Linked DNA regions of Homo sapiens: region 2 is linked to region 1. The links are chromatin loops, found by intact Hi-C in ENCODE. Cell type or tissue: GM12878. All regions are shown on one strand. Each heading gives the region's core, and the rest is flanking DNA. Links, peaks and the distances in the headings are about the cores only.

What was found. A loop is a pair of places that touch in the nucleus more often than their neighbours do. Peaks named below come from ENCODE experiments on the same cell type or tissue, not always from the same donor. Only the 100,000 strongest peaks of a DNase experiment are listed, where the experiment ranks them.
Region 2: a loop joins it to region 1, with 4 times the contacts of the local background. A loop is called at or near these places in 2 of 110 quality-filtered maps.

The regions. Positions count from the first base shown.
Region 1 is chr7:28,504,560-28,514,360 of GRCh38, reverse strand. It overlaps CREB5 (cAMP responsive element binding protein 5), which reads right to left. Exons shown (of 11, transcript NM_182898.4): 4 at 6,624-6,745. Among named protein-coding and RNA genes, the nearest start is that of CREB5, 97 kb to the right of the region's middle. In GM12878, for the core only: no CTCF peak of the experiment used is centred there; DNase peaks (open chromatin) are centred at 4,480 and 4,890; H3K4me3 peaks cover 442 bases; H3K27ac peaks cover 1,442 bases.
Region 2 is chr7:28,438,970-28,448,770 of GRCh38, reverse strand. All of the region lies in intron 1 of CREB5 (cAMP responsive element binding protein 5), which reads right to left. Among named protein-coding and RNA genes, the nearest start is that of CREB5, 31 kb to the right of the region's middle. RefSeq lists an enhancer at 1,930-2,089. In GM12878, for the core only: no CTCF peak of the experiment used is centred there; a DNase peak (open chromatin) is centred at 5,572.

The DNA of each region.
Region 1 (9,801 bases), core at 519-8,518:
AATTAATACTGAACTCAGAGAACAATGAAAGCTGCCACAGGCTAGGAGACATTCGTCTGAAATTACTGTCACAACCACCTCCCCCCTTCACTTTGCCTGTTAACACTGGTTGAAGACAGAGCCACCAGCTGCCAAATAATCAAGCACTCAAAATCAAGTCCCCAGTCGCAAAAGATAAAATACTTTTTTTCTTTACTGTGAAAATTAGCTTGTAAGGATTCATCAATTAAGATCCAAATAACCCGAATATGCAAACTCGCCAAGGGAGATGATGAACAAATATCTGTCACCATCTTAGCCAGTATTCCTCTAAGCTGTCAGCTTCCTGAGCTGCTCTCATCATCTACATCGAACACTTAATATTAAGTGTCCACTCTTTGCAAGACAATAGACTATGTATATTGCTACTTTCAGGATACCCTGTCTTTTCACCAAAAAACCCAAAAACAAACCAAAAATGAACTCCTATGAGTTGAAAAGAACTCCACTCCATTTTAAAGTTGAAGCAGAACCTGAGATCACATTCATTCACATATGTGGAAGTAAATACCAACTCTTAATAATCCCTGCTAAGATTGTACTCATTATTCCTAAATCCTAGTGACCTAAAACACATGAAATAGCTTCCAGTTTATCCACTGGTTTAGTCATTCCCCTGAGTGGGATGCAAAGATCAAGTCAAATTCCCTTCCAGCGTCAAATTCCACCTAAGATGAGGGCATAATTTTAACCTGCAAGGAGAAAGTTGAACGTGATTTACATTTGTAGTGCACTGAAATGGGAGGACAAAAAGAATCCTTATAATATAAGCCTTAGGGTTTTCAGTCATTGGGGTGGTGGAAGAAAGAGGTTGTCATCTCCAATATCACTGTCAATGAGTGTTTCCTTTCAGTCATGCTGATAAAAAAAAAAAATGAAAAGATCAAAAGCAGCCTCATCTACTAGGATTAAGCAAACACGGGGACATTTTCAAAACCTGGATAAAACCAAGTTTAGGTTTCAGAATATTCTTTTTCTCCATACTTCTGGGGGGAGGGAAGGATTGTTTTACACAAATATCAGAGAAGCAACATGTTAGCATAACCGGAAATGTGCAGCTGTTGCAAGTTTGCTCAACTTGGCATCTTTTATTTTCCATCCAGCACCACTCATACCTTCCCCACAGAGCAGCGATGCTGGCTAGCGGCTGATGGGCACAAGATAGTGTAAGAAGGCAAAGTGCCTCTCCTTCCGCACCTTCTTGCCCCAAGTAATGGGTGGCATCGGGTAACATGATTTCCAGGTACAGAATTTAATCAGATTAAACAGCCTGCTTTGCGGAGCTGAGGCTGACCCCACCATGCCCTGTTCTGTGACTCCTGTTGAGCTGGGATCCAAGATCTTAAGACTGTAGCTTGTCCCTTGTTCCATGTGTTAAACAGTCAATACTCTCTGGGGATGGACTTCACTTTTAATCATTTTGGTAGGAATTCTAGAGCATGGAAATGTCCTAATTTCCTATTGCTGCATCAGCATAATGAGTCCGATTTAGGTCCTATGGGAGAATAACAACACTTAGCACTTATACACCACACTTTTCATCTTCAGGGTCTTTAACCACTTTAGGCTGTAATGTTATGTTTCTCTTAGCAGGACAAAGGAGTTCATTTCTAGTCCCTTCAATTACCCGTCCTTCCTTACACACACACACATACACACACACACACACACACAGTTATTATATGATAAATCTATTTCCCATCTCCTAGATGTGTATTATGCAATTTCTTTTTTAAGTCATTAAACATAAAAGGAAAATTCACACACCTCTTTTTTTCTTTTTCTGTTTTTAAAAATATTTTTGTTTTTCTTTCCTCTAACATGGAACACAAAATCAACATGCCAGTTGTCCATTCAACATGTCTGCTAGGGCTGGGCTTCCCTACTTGATTTCATTCTTCATACCTCATGGTCTCCTGCGTCGTCTCTGACCACGGAGGGGAGTGCAATCCTCTGTGTCAGAGAATTCTGGAAGATTCCGCCCAGCTCATGCTCAGACCTCTCTACTTCATCTCTATTCACTTCTGGCTCAGGTGACTCCACCCAATCTCAAGTACATAAACACCGTTTCTACATTAGTGACTCCCAAATCTGCATCTCCAGGCTGGTCTTCTCCCTTGAATTCCAAACCTATATATCCATCTGCTGGTCCAGCATCTCCACTTAGCAAATCTAAAAAGAAACCCCCAATTTTCCCCTTAAACCCACTCCTCCCACAGGCAATCCCATCCTTCCAGTTGCTCAAGCCAAATACCCGGGTTCATCCTTGGTTTTGCTGCTTCTATTACTTCCCAATCTAAACCATCAGCAAATCCTGTTGGCTCTCTCTTCAAAATGTATCCAGAATCTATCCACTGCCTCCATCTCCACCTTGAGCCAACCTGCTATCATCTCTAATCTAAATTCTTTCAATACCGTCTCAACTGGTCTCTCTCTCAGCCACTGCTCTTCGATAGTTTGCTTTCAACTCAGCAGCCAAAGTGATCTTCCTAAGATGTAAGTCAAATCCTCTCACTTTTCTGCTCAAAACTGTCCTGGCTGGGCACAGTGGCTCACGCCGGTAATCCCAGCACTTTGGGAGGCTGAGGCGGGCAGATCACTTGAGTCCAGGAGTTTGAGACCGGCCTGGGCAACACGGTGAAACCCCATCATTACAAAAAATATGAAAAATGAGCCGGGCATGGTGGTGGGTACCTGTAGTCCCAGCTACTTGGGAGGCTGAGGTGGGAGGATCAACTGAGCCCAAGAGGTCGAGGCTGCAGTGAGCTGAGATTGCACCACTGCGCTCCAGCCTGGGCAACAGAGTAAGAACCTGTCTCAAAAAAAGCCCAAAAAATTGTCCTATAGTTTCCCATCTCACTCAGTTGAAGCCAAAGCCCCTTTACAAGGCCTCCCAGGATCTGCCCTCCCAGACCCGGATCTCTAGCCTTATTACACCCGCCTTGGGTCTCTTTGTAATTCCTCCAACACACAGAGCACCCTCCAGCCTCAGGCCTTTGCACTTATGTGCTTTCAGCTTGAAACATTCTTCTCCCCAGTACGTACCTGGTTCAGACCTCCTCCCACTTTGGGTCTCTGCTTGCACATCTACTAACCATCAATGCCTGCCTGACCACCCGCAGCATGCCCTGTGCCCCTTCCCTGCTATTCCTTTCTCCATCACACTTATCACCATCTGACATGTTATAGATTTTTTTTTCACATATTTATTGTTTCTCTTGCCCCCTAGAGGTAAACTACCTGAAGGCAGGTATTTTTGTTTGTTTTTTATCATCTTTATTCAGTGGTATATTCAACAATGCCTTGGACAGTGCCTGCCATGTGGTGGGCACTTGAAAATGTTTCTTGAATGAAAAATGATGAACAAAATTTCTTATATATTTCAGGATATGAACTAGTCTGAGTTCTAAGCCATTGGCAAGTTGACATTTATGATACCTGATAGTGAATTACAACATGCTTTTCTAAGGGGAAACAATTCTCTTATTAAAGATTTATGAGGTTATAAGCTTCTATTAATATGGAAATTGAGGCTATTATGGAACGTGTTGTCTGCTATGTATAGTATTAATACAGATAATGAGGGCTTTCTCCAGTGGACATAACCTGCTTACAGCCTGCGCTGATTCTATATACACATTGGGATGCTTCTGGAAAAGGATGCTGGGATTAGAGACAGAGTCTGTACAACAGACTTTTCCCCAATGGACAGCCACATGGGTCAAGTAAGGATCAATTCTCTATTTGCTCTTTAACAGAATTTTCTAGACCAACTGCAGCTAGAAGTTTTAAAGGTGGTGTGCAGAACCAGTCCAATCTTTCCAATATTTTTTGTGTAAGACACATAGAAAGTTCAAGCAAGAACTTTCTTTAGCCAAATTCTCCAGATAAATTAATCCATCTTCCACTTTACTAAAACCTAATGAGGGAACCAATGCAAGTCTAAAGACTCAGAGGAAAAGAAATCAGAAGACAACTAGAGATGTAGAATTAAAAAGAAATAATTGTCAGAATGTAGACCAAAAGGAAAAAGAAAAGAATACTAAAAAATGATAAGATAGGCACTGAATAAGAACCTGTGTTTCTGCTTTTTAAGCAGGGAAAGAAGAGCTGGGGTGGCAGGATGCCAAGGATGTTGACAGCTGGAAAAACCTGGTCAAAGGGGTAGGTAAAAGAATATTGTCAGGCGGGGGAGCATTATTCCTACTCCTCATTTCCCTGCCCTGTGACTTCCAAAGAAATGCCAGAGCCAAAGCCACCAACACAGCCGTCTTTGCTGCCAGAGGAGTCATTGTGGTTTAGCCCTCAAGACAATGCCCTCTCGTGTAACCATGGCCACCTGAGGCTGGATTTGGCCCCTCTGGTTTGAATGAGGCAAAGGAAGAAGAAGCCTCAACAGCCTGAATATTGTCCAGCTTCCCATGCGTGCAAGTGAGGCTGAGGCATGAGACGGCGGTGTCCTGAGATGCTGGCCCTAGACCATGGGGAGGCTGGCCGTTCCCCACCCACACACCTATCATGAAAGCATCACATGGCTATGAGCAACACTTAAAAGAGAGAAAATAACATGTTTCTACAGCTGCAATAGTTCCTTTTCTTACTTTGGTTGCTTAATTATTTTAATTTTTAAAATTTAATTATCTATACTCTTTTTCAACCCACAAGAAATTTAAAGCAACTCACGAAACATGTATAGCATGACAATGTTTTTTAAATTAAAAATCAGAACCAGAGAAAATATAAACTAGAACTGAAAGTCTGGTCTAGGGAGGAAGTAAAATATGCTCGTCACAATGTTCGAAAAGGTTTTCAAAGTTTAGCAGTAAACTTGGCTTTGTGTTAACCTGGCAGTCAAAGCGAAAAGAGAAACAGAACCAGTTACATGATTCTCATGTCCATAAGGAGAAAAATATTTCAGTTCCTCAGGGGAAGCAAACCATTTCCTGGAATTCAGATCTGCAAGAATTTCCTCACACAGGGCTTCATATAAGAAATCATGAATAATGCAATGGAGAATATCTAAAACCACACCCCGACCACGGGCTTCACGAAACTGTTCTTGGAAAAATGTCTTTAGTAAAATCAAGGGCACACACTTGAGGTAAAACCATTCTATCAGAAATGAAGACAATATGGATGAAATACACATCTTTCTTATAGTTCAGTTTAAGAAGCCAGCTTTGACTATCTTGAGGAATGAATGAACTTAATTCCTTAGTCTTCTACATACACATGTCTATCAAAAAAAAAATTTATTACTCAACCAAAGGAAGTTGACTAGATGATGAGAATTTCTTCCTCTCTTGCATGCTATTTTTATGGTTTTAAATATATATACATATACATTTCTATTGCAACAAAATATAGAATGCATGTCTTTTATTTTTATTAAGTTAATTTTTTAAAGTGCTCAGAACCTTATTATTTGGCTGGCAAATAATAGTTGCTATGTAAGTGCTTGTTTAAAAAAGAAAAAAGGCACTTCATATCCTTTGAGGGGGAGTGGAGGAGAGAGTCAAGCATGCATGATAAATTAATTATAAATAAGTAAAACGAGTTGACTGAGATTTTGTACCCCTCTTGTAAGCATCACTTATTTTCATGGTTTCTCCTGAAGCCATACAGGCTAAATACAAGCCCTTGACTATTATGACATGAGAATGTGACAGGAAAAATCTGGTGGAGGGGGGATTATTATAATTTCACATAGACAAGGACTAAAAGGCTTTGAAACACTTAGAGAAATATCAGAACCTTTTAAAATTTCTTTTCCGGATGGAACAGCTGGACTTCAGAATTCATTACTACCTAACTGGTCTTTCCTTTCAATCACCTTTCACATTTTGAATTTCTGTTCACAGACTGTATCTAATTTGTTTCTTAATACAATGTGGGCATTCAATAATGCTGTATAATAACAATGAACAAAATACCAAAAAGCATCCTCATCACATTGACTTGTGACCACCATCTCCTTTCATTATTCTTGTAAAGTGATTTTAAATTTCAGCACATTCCCATAAACACCGAATATATTCTTAAGGGTTTCACAAAATGATTTTCCTACATTTTTAAGAACAAATGATTCACAGTTGTACTCAACTTATTTGTCTCAGCAACAACAGATGTTCAATACTAGAACAAGGTAATATGACCAGGAAATAATTATGAATTTGGTGCAGAATGACTGGAAAGATTATCGAAAACAGACAGTTACAACATGGGCCAAAGTCTGATGAAATCCCCTCTTCTACCATGAAGATTACTCGCCTGTTCTCTCACCCATTGGCTCTATTCTTCTGCACTCACTGCTCACAAAAGGTTTGCTATTAAATACTTAGCAAAGTAAAACAGCTGATTGAGAATAGAAAAAATCTGTAAGTTTGACTAAATTTTTGATTTATCTAGCTTTGAATTCTGCCATAATCAAGGAGTAATCTTTTAAAAAAAATTAGACAAATACTCACAAATGGCTAAAATACTTCAAGGCCACATCAACACAATCTGCAGTGCAGTGCCACCTAGTTTCCTCGTGGAAGTTTCTAGCAGGACACCTCTCAAGGCGGCCATCCAAGCAAACCTACCCGCTTGCTGCTCTCCTCTTCCTGAGCCTTCCTGAACTCGTGCTCCAGGGAGCAGTCCAGCTCGCTGAAGAGGCCCACCTCCTCGCAGTTCTTCAGGAATCTCGTTGGGGTCGGAGTTTGATCTGAAAACAGAGTCGGAGAGCTCATAAATGGGTCTTTTTTCTCAAAAGCCAGTAGCAAGCATGAGCTAGATTCACTAATCCCCTCCCCTTGCCTTAATTAAAATGTCCACTAGCCATCCAGTCTCTTGGCCCTTTAAATAACATAACGATATGCAAGAAAATAAAACCGTAAATTCCGAAGCAGGAATACAGTAGACAGAAGGCTGTAGTCTGCGAGGGCTTTTGCTGAACTCCCTCCAGACAACTTCAGGAGATCTCACTCTCCACTTGTCTGAAGTCTGTACCATTTGAATACACATTGAAACATGTGGAATGACCCTTTTTCTTTCTATATTTATTTTGAACTTTAAAAAGAAAATGATTTTGCTAAAATAAGGCCAAAAAAAAATCTGACCCAATGTTAAGCCTGACTTCAGGGGGCTGGAAAGAAAAAGGATTTTGCAAATTCTTATAGTAAACAAAAAGAAACAAACAAGCATGTTAATTCATTTTTCTTAATGGAGAAAGAAAACTTAACAATTCTGTCTCTCTTTCTGAAAATCATAGAAGGATGATAAAAAGTTCCAAGTCAAACACATTCAGCTTTCATCCTTTAAAAATGTCATTATTAATTTTATTTTCCTTTGCTATAGCCAAAAAAAGAATGTTCTGCAAATGCTCTTTAAAAGGAAAAGAATTTCTTTCATATTTTTTACTTTCTACAGAGCTTTCTACTTATAAAACTGATGGAGCTGAAGCCACTATTTGTAGCTTAATATATATGCAGCATTTGCAGTTTATAAAGTATTTTCATACAATTCTTGAGAATCTAGATCTCACAAGATTCCATTAAATAGAAGGTAAGTAGAGTAGAATTGCACTTCCATCGTCATTGAGTGCAATCATCTTCCTTGGTGAAGGTGTACTTGAGTTGAGACAAATAAAATTGTGTAAATGGTCTTTTCTCAGAAACAGGAGATATTAGAAGCAGAAAGGACCACGGAAGAAAGCCTAGCCATGCTAAATTTTTGCAGATCAGAAAAACAGAGGCCCAGAGTAATTAACAGTCTTGCTTAAGGTCTCCCAGATAAATGGTAGAGACAACAGGATTATAACCAAGGCCTCAATGCTATTTCCACTGTGTACATGTATTATTCCCACCTAACCCTGTAGTAGACTGGATTAGATTAATTATGGCATTTTCCCAGCTTGATCTAGACTGTCTCAAAATCTCTGCATAGTTCTCTAAGCCATTAACCAGTCAACTGAAGAGGTGCCCTCAAGTTGAAACAAATTTGCCATTCCTGCATTCTCTTTATAAATTCCTATATTATAAGAAACTAGAATTATATTTACTTTTCTAAATCATACAGAGAATAGTTAAGCCCAGTAAATCAGTAAATTGTCTGATTCAAAGAATATCTTAATACCCATGAAGCAGAAAATGGTGTAATATCCCCCACCGAATCAGCCCTTTAGAGGCAATGTCTCTTGATTCCCTCTGGGCAAGCAACTTTCAGCACCCAAATGGCTGACTTGGATTCCATGCAGCAAAATCCCCATCTGCATTTTTTCCCATTCTTGACCTAATCTCCAAGATACTGAGCTCCTTGCATTTCACAGAGAGCATACCACAGCTGTTCGTAAATTCGGCATTACAGATAAGGGATGTGTGAAAGAGTGGGTTTTGTTGAATATTGTTTTATTAGCAACTAATTTATTTATTAAGAGGCACACATATACACCTAGGTCCCTAATATACACATATAACTATTGTGTGTTTATAGAAGACAAAATTAATATTTATGCAGGATTTTGCAATTAACATTTTCACTCATATTGTCTAGAATCTAGATCTCGCATGATTCTATGAGGTAACAAGAGTCGATACTATTTTATAAATGAAGAAACGAGCTTCCTTGCACAAGGTTACACAATTTGTAACCATCTTATCACTACTAAGTCCTCTCTTACCTTCAGACACTATCCCTTTTTGATCTAAATTCAATGCTTTGCCCTCCCTGATCCAAAGGGCTCTGTTGTGTGTGTAGAAAACAATTTCAACAACCCAGAAATCTAGATTTGAGAATACTGTAATATGGGGGAATTTACCTACATTCTCTGGACTTCATATTCCTCATCTTTCAAAAAAATTTCTAAAGTTGTATGATCCTATAAATCCTAAAATCACCACCATAATGGGTTAGCTTTAAAAAGTCACTGTTCATAGCCCGAAGAAATATGTGACTAAAGGACAGTCAAATGGGAACATAAGTAACAGCTGGAAGTTTGATACTAACAGGTCAGAGGCAAGGGCTGGCTATATAGATAAAGGAGTTTTCTGAATAGAAAGTGTATGGACAAGATCTGAGAGTGAAAGTAAAAGGGTGTATGTGCGTGTGTGCGTGCGTGTGTGCATGTGTGTGTGTGTGCGTGTGTGTGCACGTGCATGAGCACATATTCTGCTAAGTGCTTTGCATACAGCATCTCATTAGTTTTTACACCAACCATATTATGTAAAAATTATTTTTCCTGGTTTACATATGAAGAAACTGAGACCTGCCCCAGGCCTGATAATGTGACTGATGGGGTAATTCCTAATTCATAAGGCCAAGTTTGTAGCACTCTGCTGGATCGATCCACAAGTAGTCTCAGCAAGGCAAGTATCCTGTACCAACCAATTTACAGAGGTAGTGATTCCATGAAAAGACACTCCTTTTTTTCAGCAAACCAACTCACCAAGGGAACCAGATACTGAAATATGACAAACGTTGCAAAGGAGGTTTTTTTAAACTCCTTTTGGTGCCAATCTTTCTTGTCAAAGAAATCCCCAAGGATATGCAAGACAGTGAGAGGAGTGGGTAACAGTTCCTACTCGCACTTGCCCTGGTGCTTAGGTCTCCTGGGAACCTGGTGTGCTATTTGCAAACTCTCTGGAGAGGGTAACACACGGGTGTTTATGCAGCGCCACTTCAGATTTACAAAAGCAGTAACAACAAAAAAAACTTTCAACTCTCAAACTCAAAAGTTACTTGTTTTTAGTTTGGTTTGAGATGGGTTTATTCCCTTCTCTCATT
Region 2 (9,801 bases), core at 617-8,616, 66 kb after region 1:
CTGGATTTACACTGAAAACCTGAAAACCCAGCTAGCTCGTCAATTCCTCCTCCTGTGACTCCATCTACCCCTGCAGAGACTAAAATATTCAGGCCTTACATGTTCTGGAAGGCAAGGCTGGTGACCAGCCAAGCTACCTGAAGAATTTAGAAGGTTAAAGATTCACCTCAATATCTGAAAAGTCCTTCAGAGAACATATGAAGAGAGTAGTTAAATCCAACAGCCAAGCCCACCAGCTCCATGTCACTAACACTAAAGGTTCCTGGGCCCAGAAGAAAAACAAGGAGCCCAGAGAACCAAGAGCCTGCATTGGTGTCTTGCCAGGGCCAAACTGAGCTCTCCAACACCACATTGAGCAGGTCTAGAAAATATTGGAAGCAATAAAAAATAAAACCATACATACACTGTGTTAGTCAGGGTTCTCTAGAGGGACAGAACTAATAGGATAGATATAAAGGGAACTTTATTAAGTATTAACTTAGATGATCACAAAGTCCCACAATAGGCTGTCTGCAAGCTGCTGAGCAAGGAGAGCCAGTCTGAGTCCCAAAAGTGAAGAACTTGGAGTCTGATGTTCGAGGGCAGAAAGCATCCAGCACGGGAGAAAGAGGTAGGCTGGGAGGCTAGGCCAGTCTCTCCTTTTCACGTTTTTCTGCCTGCTTTATATTCGCTGGCAGCTGATTAGATTGTGCCCACCAGATTAAGGGTGGATCTGCCTTCCCCAGCCCACTGACTCAAATGTTAATCTCTTTTGGCAACACCCTCACAGACACACCCAGGATCAATACTTTGTATCCTTCAATCCAATCAAGTTGACACTCAGTATTAACTATCACATACACTCTCCCAAAAAGTCCTCTCACTAAAGTGGTTTCTTGCTACTTTTTGTGTTTTCTTTAGTGGATTTCGATCTTAATAAATATCTCTCTAAGTAAAAAAGAAAAAGCCAATGGGAAGAAGGGAAAGCCTGAGGTATACCTGAGACGGGCTGGGAATGTGGGGCAGTTGTGTCATCAGAAGCCACATTTTGGAAATGCCACGTAAAATAAAGGACCCCTGAGTCATCATGTTCTTTATCTTGCTCTCCTAGCTGTATTACCACCTCACCACTTCCCACAATACACACATACACACACACCATCACTCTCCTCCCCTAGCAGGTGCATGTGTAGGGTCCATGTTCAGGCAGCAAGCTCCATGAACATTCTCGGGTACTGCTTTCTCTCCAGCTCAGCATGGCTAAAGATCATGGAGGTTGGGCTTAGCTGAGGCAAATGACTACATGAACACACTAATACCCTAAGACACTGAATGAGTTGGTCCAAATTCCGTCACCCACTCCCCCGTCGGTGTGCAGCTACCAAATGAAGAAACTTGTTTGAAGGGAACTTTCAGAGTTAAACTCTAGAAAACCTCATCTTCATTTCTTGGGATCAGTCCCAGTGGAACATACCACCATGATCTGTCACATGTGAACTGCAAGACTATTTAAAGAAAGCTTATGAAAAAGAACTACCATTTGTTGAGCATTTACTGTTTACCGTATTTCAAAAAACAGATGTGCGCCAGGCACTGATCTCATAAATACAGTCAGAACAATTGCTAACATTCATGGTGTGCCCTGCAAGCCCTGTGCTATGTGTGTTATCTTATTTAGGTCTCACAAGAATTCTAGAGGGGAGGTGGTGTCCTGATCTCCACTTTCCAGGTGAGAAGTTAGTAACTTGCCCAGGGACACAGAGCTAGCAAGGTGCAGAGTCCAGCTCCAAGCTCAGCCAGTCAGATTCTACTACCTGTCACAGATGGGAATAGGAAATGGTCTTGCCTTTGAGGTGCTCTTGGCTTAGTAGAGGAGGTACTTCAATACACACAATCTAGCATATGGTAGGCTCTCAATAAATGACTTTAACACCGACACCACCTGTATAAAGTGGGTAAGACAATTATTCTTTTACTTTTGTTTTGTTTTGTTTTGTTTTGAGACAGAGTCTCACTCTGTTGCCCAGGCTGGAGTGCAGTGGCGTGATCTCGGCTCACTGCAATCTCCACCTCCCGGGTTCACGCCAGTCTCCTGCCTCAGCCTCCCAAGTAGCTGGGCCTACAGGCACCCACCACCACGCCCAGCTAATTTTTTGTATTTTCAGTGGAGATGGGATTTCACCGTGTTAGCTAGGATGGCCTTGATCTCCTGACTTCGTGATCTGCCCACCTCAGCCTCTCAAAGTGCTGGGATTACAGGTGTGAGCCACCACGCCCGGACCTACAATTATTATTTTATAAAGAATTGGATTCAGAGATGTCACCCAGCTATTAAAAGGCAGAGCCAGGACAGAAACCACCAAATGTCTAGTTCTTTTGTGCTCTCTGCTCTCAAAGAAAAGGGCGATGAAGACTTCACACCCTAGAACACAAGGAACATTTGGTTTGTATTTTCACTGGTGTCATATTGTGGGAGCTGCCAGAAGCCACATCATCCCACCAAGTTAGCTCCAAATGCTCCAGTTTGTGTATAGCTTCCTGGAGCTGGGGAGGCAGGAGATGAGTGTGGGGGAGGGGAGGGGCGGCTGGGGGGACCCAAAACAAACAGACCAACCAAAAACAACAAGGAAACAGTGGGCAGACTGTCGAAGGGAATAAAGTGGGAGGGGACGATGGTCTGCCTGAAGATTCCCTTGGAGTCACGTGTATTTTCTGGTGTCTGGTATAGTTGACTTCAGGAAAGGTGCTCCAGCTGGTCCAAGGGCTTCCTTCAGGGAATAGGGACAGAATCAGAAAATTAAGAAAGTAACATTCACATTCTTTGTTGGGTTTGTTTGGTTTTGTTTGTTGAGGTTGTTTTGCTTCTACCATGAACAGGCCTTGGATACCCTCAGCAAAGCTGCAATCATTCCCTCACCCTCTCAAGTATGTTAGAAGAATAGGCCGGGCGCAGTGGCTCACGCCTGTAATCCCAGCACTTTGGGAGGCTGAGGCAGGCGGATCATGAGGTCAGAAGATCGAGATCATCCTGGCTAACACAGTGAAACCCCATCTCAACTAAAAATACAAAAAATTAGCCAGGCGTGGTGGCGGGCGCCTGTAGTCCCAGCTACTCGGGAGGCTGAGGCAGGAGAATGGCGTGAACCTGGGAGGCGGAGCTTGCAGTGAGCCGAGATCGCGCCACTGCACTCCAGCCTGGGCAACAGAGCGAGATTCCGTCTCAAATAAAAAAAAAAAAAGAAAAAGAAGAATATTGGCTCCCGGGACCCACTTTCACTCTTCAGTAAAACCCTGCTCCAAGGTCCAAGGATTCTTAGTTTCTTCCTCCACTTGACTTTGCTGTTAAAGTGCAAAAACAAAGTAATTTCCTCTTTCTGCAGCCTACTGTAGAACCTGATAGGCAGAGCCTATCTGAAGAGAAAATCCTTTTGTAAGATAGATGGCTGTTGGAACATCTAAAAATAACTGCTTTCAAGGAGGCTGGCTCCATCAAAGAAAGTCTGAGTATAAATGTATTAGTCGGTTCTCACACTGCTAATAAAGACATACCTGAGACTGAGTAATTTATAAAGAAAAACAGGTTTAATTGACTCGCAGTTCCACGTGGCTGGGGAGGCTTTACAATCATGGCAGAAAGTGAAGGAGGAGCAAAGGAACGTCTTACAAGAGAGTATGTGCAGGGGAACTGCCCTTTTGTAAAACCATCAGTTCTCGTGAGACTTATTCACTATCACAAGAACAGCATGGGAAACGCCCAACCTCATGATTCAATTACCCCCTACCAGCTCCCTCCCACCACATATGGGGATTATGGGAGCTACAACTCAAGATGAGATTTGGGTGGGGACACAGCCAAACAATATCAGTAAACTTACTTTCTGGATTACCATTTAAGATTAGGAAGAAACTCATGACATTTATGACCCCACAAGAGTCATCACATCCCCACTCTGCTATGGTTTCAGGGTGATAGAGTTTCCTCTAGAATTCTTTCTTTCAAATTCTTCACTAATTGGATTTTCTCTGGCATCAGGGGGAATTGAAATGAGCCCAGAAAACAGAGCCAATAGCTTCAGGTGCCGACAGGGGCAGACCAGCAGGAGAGAAATTCTCACTGTGCTATACTAATCCATGAACACAGTGGCAGGGCTAAATAAGCACCAAGTCAGGCTTCTTTTCTTCCTATTTTTTAAAACACAGCTTCTCCTCTGGTGGAGAGGCCAGTGGAAGAGTCTTTCCCCTGCTGTGACTTGGTTGAAAGGAACAATGATTGACCAGCTAATTTTCACTTTGTTTCCCCACGACAGTTCAAAGGTAGGTATTCCAGCCACCAACCTCTTCATCACTCCATGTCCATCTTTATTATTTTCTCAGGAACCTGGCAAACTAGCTTCCTGAGTTGGGCCATGTTGAGAAAGGAGATAATTTGCAGCCTGAGATTCCTTCCTGTGGGCCGCAGGAGACCTCTTTGTTGGGAAAAGATGCGTCCAATCTTCTGTTGCCAAGACCTTATGTTTCTCCCCCAGATTCCAAATTCATAGTCATTTAATATTTTATGCCAGATCAATTCAGGCACATGGCAAGGGGACTCCCACAAACTAGCATGAACACTATCAAAATCTTTATAAAGCATTTAATGGTTTGCACTTTTATACAAGCATAAAACGGTGCTGATTAATTGATGGAGGGGCAACAGGGAAAAGGAACCTTCTGAGTTTTGTAAAGACACCAAATTAATTCCATCTTACAAAACTAAGTTTTCCATTACAAAATTTTTTATGTTTAATCTAACTTTCAAATCACCTAGCACCACTGTCTTCTATGTGCTACTAAATTCCACCTCAAAACACCATTCTGACTTGTATCAGGATCTACCAATACCGCTTCCACATCTCAGGTAAATGACCTATGGCATTTGGGTATCTGGGGCTGGGTCAAGCTGCAGAGGAAGAATTTGATGGCAGGAGAAACATGTGTCCCAAAGAGTCATCATCATCGTAAGTGAATTATCATTTTATATAATTAGCCATAAGGTGGGGAGGCAAGATGAGACAGTGGCTGAGGAGGAGAGGGGTTAAGTGGGTAAGGGGACAAGTTAGTGGCCTAGAGCCTGTGTTGACTCCCCCTCCTCCAATTTTTAGCTAAGGAACCTTAACACATACAGGTATTCAATACATATTTCTGGAATGAATGAATGATTCCACCTCTCTAAATCCAGTTTTCCTGCCTGTAAAATAGAGCGACTAAGTGTTGGGAGACAGTCCTCTATGGACTATGTATGTCCTAGCAGCAGAGGTACAGATGGCCTTGGTTCTGGAATTTTTTCAAATATGTTTGCACAGCAGAGTTAGAAGACAGACTTAGTGTGTCCCTCTGGAGCAGATGGCAGGTTTGCTTACTGTCCAGTGTAATAAAGATATCTCCCTTGGGAGCAAAGGTCAGGCAAGGCTGCTTCCCCCAACATTAAAAGAGAATGAGATTTCTAAGCCCAGAGTTCTTCAGCCATAATGTAAACTCCCTGCATGTTCAGCAGCCACCTGGGTCACTCCACATCACTCTCATAGGAGCTAGGAACAAGAGGAAGTGATATGAACATGAGGCTGATGCTGCTTGCTGGCCATGAGTAATAAAGAACTTTGTGTCTGACCCAGGAGTCTCATAGCTACTGCCAGCATCCATGAAACTAGTAGACTAATTAGGTTGCAAGTAGGGGGAAATCTCAGCTCTTCACAGTTCTTGACTTTACCTTATAGAGTTGTTCTGAAGATTAAACGAAATAAGGCATATAGAGAGCTCTGCAGTGTCTGGTCCAAAGTAGGTGTTCAATTAAAATTAGCTTCTATTACTGTCCTACGTAAGGAATGATCTTTGAATGTCTGTATATTTGAATGACATATTTTACATATGCATTTACCCTAATTATTCAAAAAGAGAATGTAATAGAAAATGTGACTAAGTGATCTTAACAATATTAAGAGACTCAATGATGAGTGATACTGACTCAAGATAAACTCTGATATTGAGTCACAACATTACAGTGATTAATGTGACTTTAACCATTTACTATACAACTTAGTGGTTAAAACTCATAAAGGAAAATGCAAATCAAAACCACAACGAGATATCATCTCACCCCAGTTAGAATGGCTATTATCGAAAAGACAAAAAGTTAACACATGCTGACAGTGTGGATGCGGGAAAAGGGAACTCTTATACACTATTGATGGGAATGTGAATTAGTACAGCCATTATAGAAAACAGTATGAAAGTTTCTCAAAAAACAAACAAAAAAAACTACCATATAATCCATCAATTCCACTGCTGGAGGATTTTGAGAAACATATCAAAAGGAAAGGAAATCAGTATACCAAAGGGACACCTGCACCCCCATGTTTGCTGCAGCACTATTCACGATAGCTAAGATATAGAATCAACCTATATGTCCATCAACAGATGAACGGATGAAGAAAATGTGGCATATATACACACTGGAATACTATTCAGTCATAAAAAAGAATGAAATCCTGTCATTCACAGAACATGGATAAGCCCGGGGGACATTATGCTAAACAAAATAAGTCAGGCACAGGAAGATAAATACTGTATGTTCTCACTCATATGTGGGAGCTAAGGAAAAAAATTTTGTTTAATCTCATGGAAGTAGAGAGTAGAATTGTGAGTATTAGAGGCTGGGAAGGGGATGAGGAGAGGACAGTGGGAGAGGTGGGTTAACAAAGAGTTAGGAGGAATAAGTTCTGGTGTTCCACGGCACTATAGGGTGAATATGGTTAACTGTAATTTATTGTACATTTTCAAAAAGCTAGAAGAGGGCATTCGAATACTTACAACACAGAGAAATGATAAATGTTTGTGGTGATCAAGTTACCCTGATTTTATCATTATGTTGTATACATGTGATACAAAATATCACTCTGTATCCTGTATGTATAATTATTTTAAAATTTAAAAAAGTTTTTAAAAACCATAAAGAGCTTGACTTATATTCCAGCTTTTCTACCCATAAACTATAAGACTTTGAGCAAATGACACAGAGGTTTTATCTTCCAAAATGTGGAGATTAAAAGTAGCTCCAGTTCACCTGGTGCTATGAGGATTAAACATGATGGTAACTTACAAAAAGTCAAACATAGTACCTGCCACATACCAAATATTCACTAAAGGCTGAGTATTTATTATTTTTTTCAAAGAACAATAACATCAAGAAAAGAGATGTGATGCTTTTGGTATCTTTGGACTTTTATATTAGCTTCTTTAATCCTCTCAATCATTCTGGGAGGTAGGCAAAATAAATATTAGCCCGACTTTACTGATGGGAAGCTGAAGTGAAGGGAGGTTAAGTGGCTTTTCCAAGATCAAAGATGTAGCAAATGGCAGACATTTTATATTTTAGAGTTTCTTTCCATGTGGAGAGCCACCAGAGATTATCAAGTGGTAAAGATCTCTCTGTGCTTTTGAGTAACAGGCTCACACATTACCAGGAGCTGGAGAATGCATTTGGCCCAGCTCGACAGCCTCATGGGCTTGGAGCTTTCAACCAAATGCAAACTTTTAGAGTGTGTGCATTTAGGTTTTGCCAAGAGTAGATGGCTTTCTATTTTTAAAAGGGAGGGGGAAAGCACACTGGAAGGTATTTAAATCAAGCTCCGAAGTCTTCTTGGACATCAAATAACTCTTAGAAAACAACATTTTGATGAGTTAAGTATAAATGAATCAAAACCATATGAATTAAATTTCCCTTGAAATACACAAGGGTCTAAAAATTAAGGGGAAAAATGCATTGATAAAATACATTTGGGATTTTATTGAAACCAAAACATTTACAAAAGTCATTATATATCCCAATGCACCCAACCTCAGCGTGCCCTCTTCTGATGGCCGTGGCCAATCTCCTTGGACCTCCCCAATAACAGTCTGCCAAATATTTCCTTTCTTGCCAAAAAGAAAAGAAAAGAAATCCACTGAACTCCACGCCACCTGATGACAAGGTTCAAACCCTGTCTTGTGTGCAGTTGATAAAACACTTCCAGCCCAAATGGTGTGAACTCCAATCTTCCTGTATCTGGAAGAATCAGCCTTGATCAGATGGCTCTGTGTGCCCCATCATATGAAGGCCTAATAACCAATTTCTGCCTCAGTGGTTTTATAAGTGGCTATTAAATTAAGCTTCCAATTTGCAGTCCTAAAGCTAGTAAACCACCAGGTTACTTTTCAGGCTTGTTAAATTAGTTAAAGATAAACGGAAAAGCCAGGGCAGGACTGGCCTGGGAGAATAAGGCTGCAATATATCATGCAACTGGCGGTACCACTGCAGTGGCTTCCAGCAAGCTGGCAATAAGCATGTGATATTAACTGAAGCCCTTAATTTAAGGAAATGGGATCAACCAACTAGTAATTAACAAATTATTCTCAAACAGGCCTCGCTTAAAAATTAAGTTGAACTACCATTTTTCTATAACTCGTCAGGAAAACGCTGACTGGTACTTAAAGTAAACACAACTTAAGCAGATGGTGAGTCCTCACAGAGCACCAAACCTATACTTAAATAAATCAATGTTGTCGGACTGGAGTGCGACATGGATACTCAGCAGAATTCATGGGCATCTTTGCAAGATTTGGCAATAATTTACTGTCACGTGGAGAGGACAACTGAGAGTTCTAAGTTTTCCTGTTGGAATGTTTTGCACCCCTGAGACAGGTAAAGTCTATTGGAAGAAAGTGTTTTTCAACTGATATCCCAGAAGCATGTCACAGAAGGAAAGATGAGCCTGTTCCAGCTAAGCACAGACAAGTGTTTCTGCCTTTACTCCTTCACTCATTCATTCACTCATTCAAGACATAGCTACAAAGTGTTTAACCAGTGATAGGCTTTTTACTAGGCTCTGGGCATACAAGGCTGAATGGTACGCAAAATTACAGGTCACACAGGCACAGAGAAAAATAATAATGCAACTTGATAAATTCTATTGCAAGGATGCCTTAGAAAGCACTTTGAGAATCCTAAGAACTGAAGTGCTAACTCCAATTTGAGGCATCTGGGAATAGCTTCCTTCACCTTTGAAAGTGCCATCTTAGGAGATAGGCAGTGTGGCACAGAGATTAAGAATACAGGTCCTGAGTGATAGACTGCACAGGTTCAAATCCTAGCTTCCTCATTTATTGGCTCTGTGACCTTGGGAAGTCTACCAAACATCTCTGGGCCAGGTTCCTCCTCTGCAAACTGGGGCTGATAATGGCAACCACCTCATTGTAAGGATTAAATGAATGCCTAGTACATAATAAGTGCTATTGTCTTAACTGGCTATTATAGGGATTTATCCAACAAAGATTGAGCAGAGAGAATATTCCAGTTAGCAGAATGGCATGTGCAAAGGCAGAGATTTAAGAAAGGTCTGGTAGTTTGCAAGGATGATGGAAAATTCAGTCTAGCAGGTTCACAAAGTATACATGGAGAGGAATCAGGTGCAGATGATAGTTATATAATGCAAACCTTGTACATCAAGCCAAGGAGGTTAAATTTTACCCTATGGGCAGTGAAGAACCAACAGAGGGTTGATATAGTCAGGTCTGGTTTTTCATTCTGCCTGCAGTATAGAGCTTACGATACAGAGGATGGTGTAAGGTCTATTCAGGATGTAGACATAAAGCATCACATGAAGGGTCTGTTGTTTTGGTTTGGTTCGGTTTGGGGTTGGGGTTTTTCTTAAATCACAAGTAGATCTGTCTGTGGTCAAGGACAACAGAGTGGACATCACTAATTTTGGTTGTTCACCAAGGAAAATCATGGGACATAGTGAAGTGCAG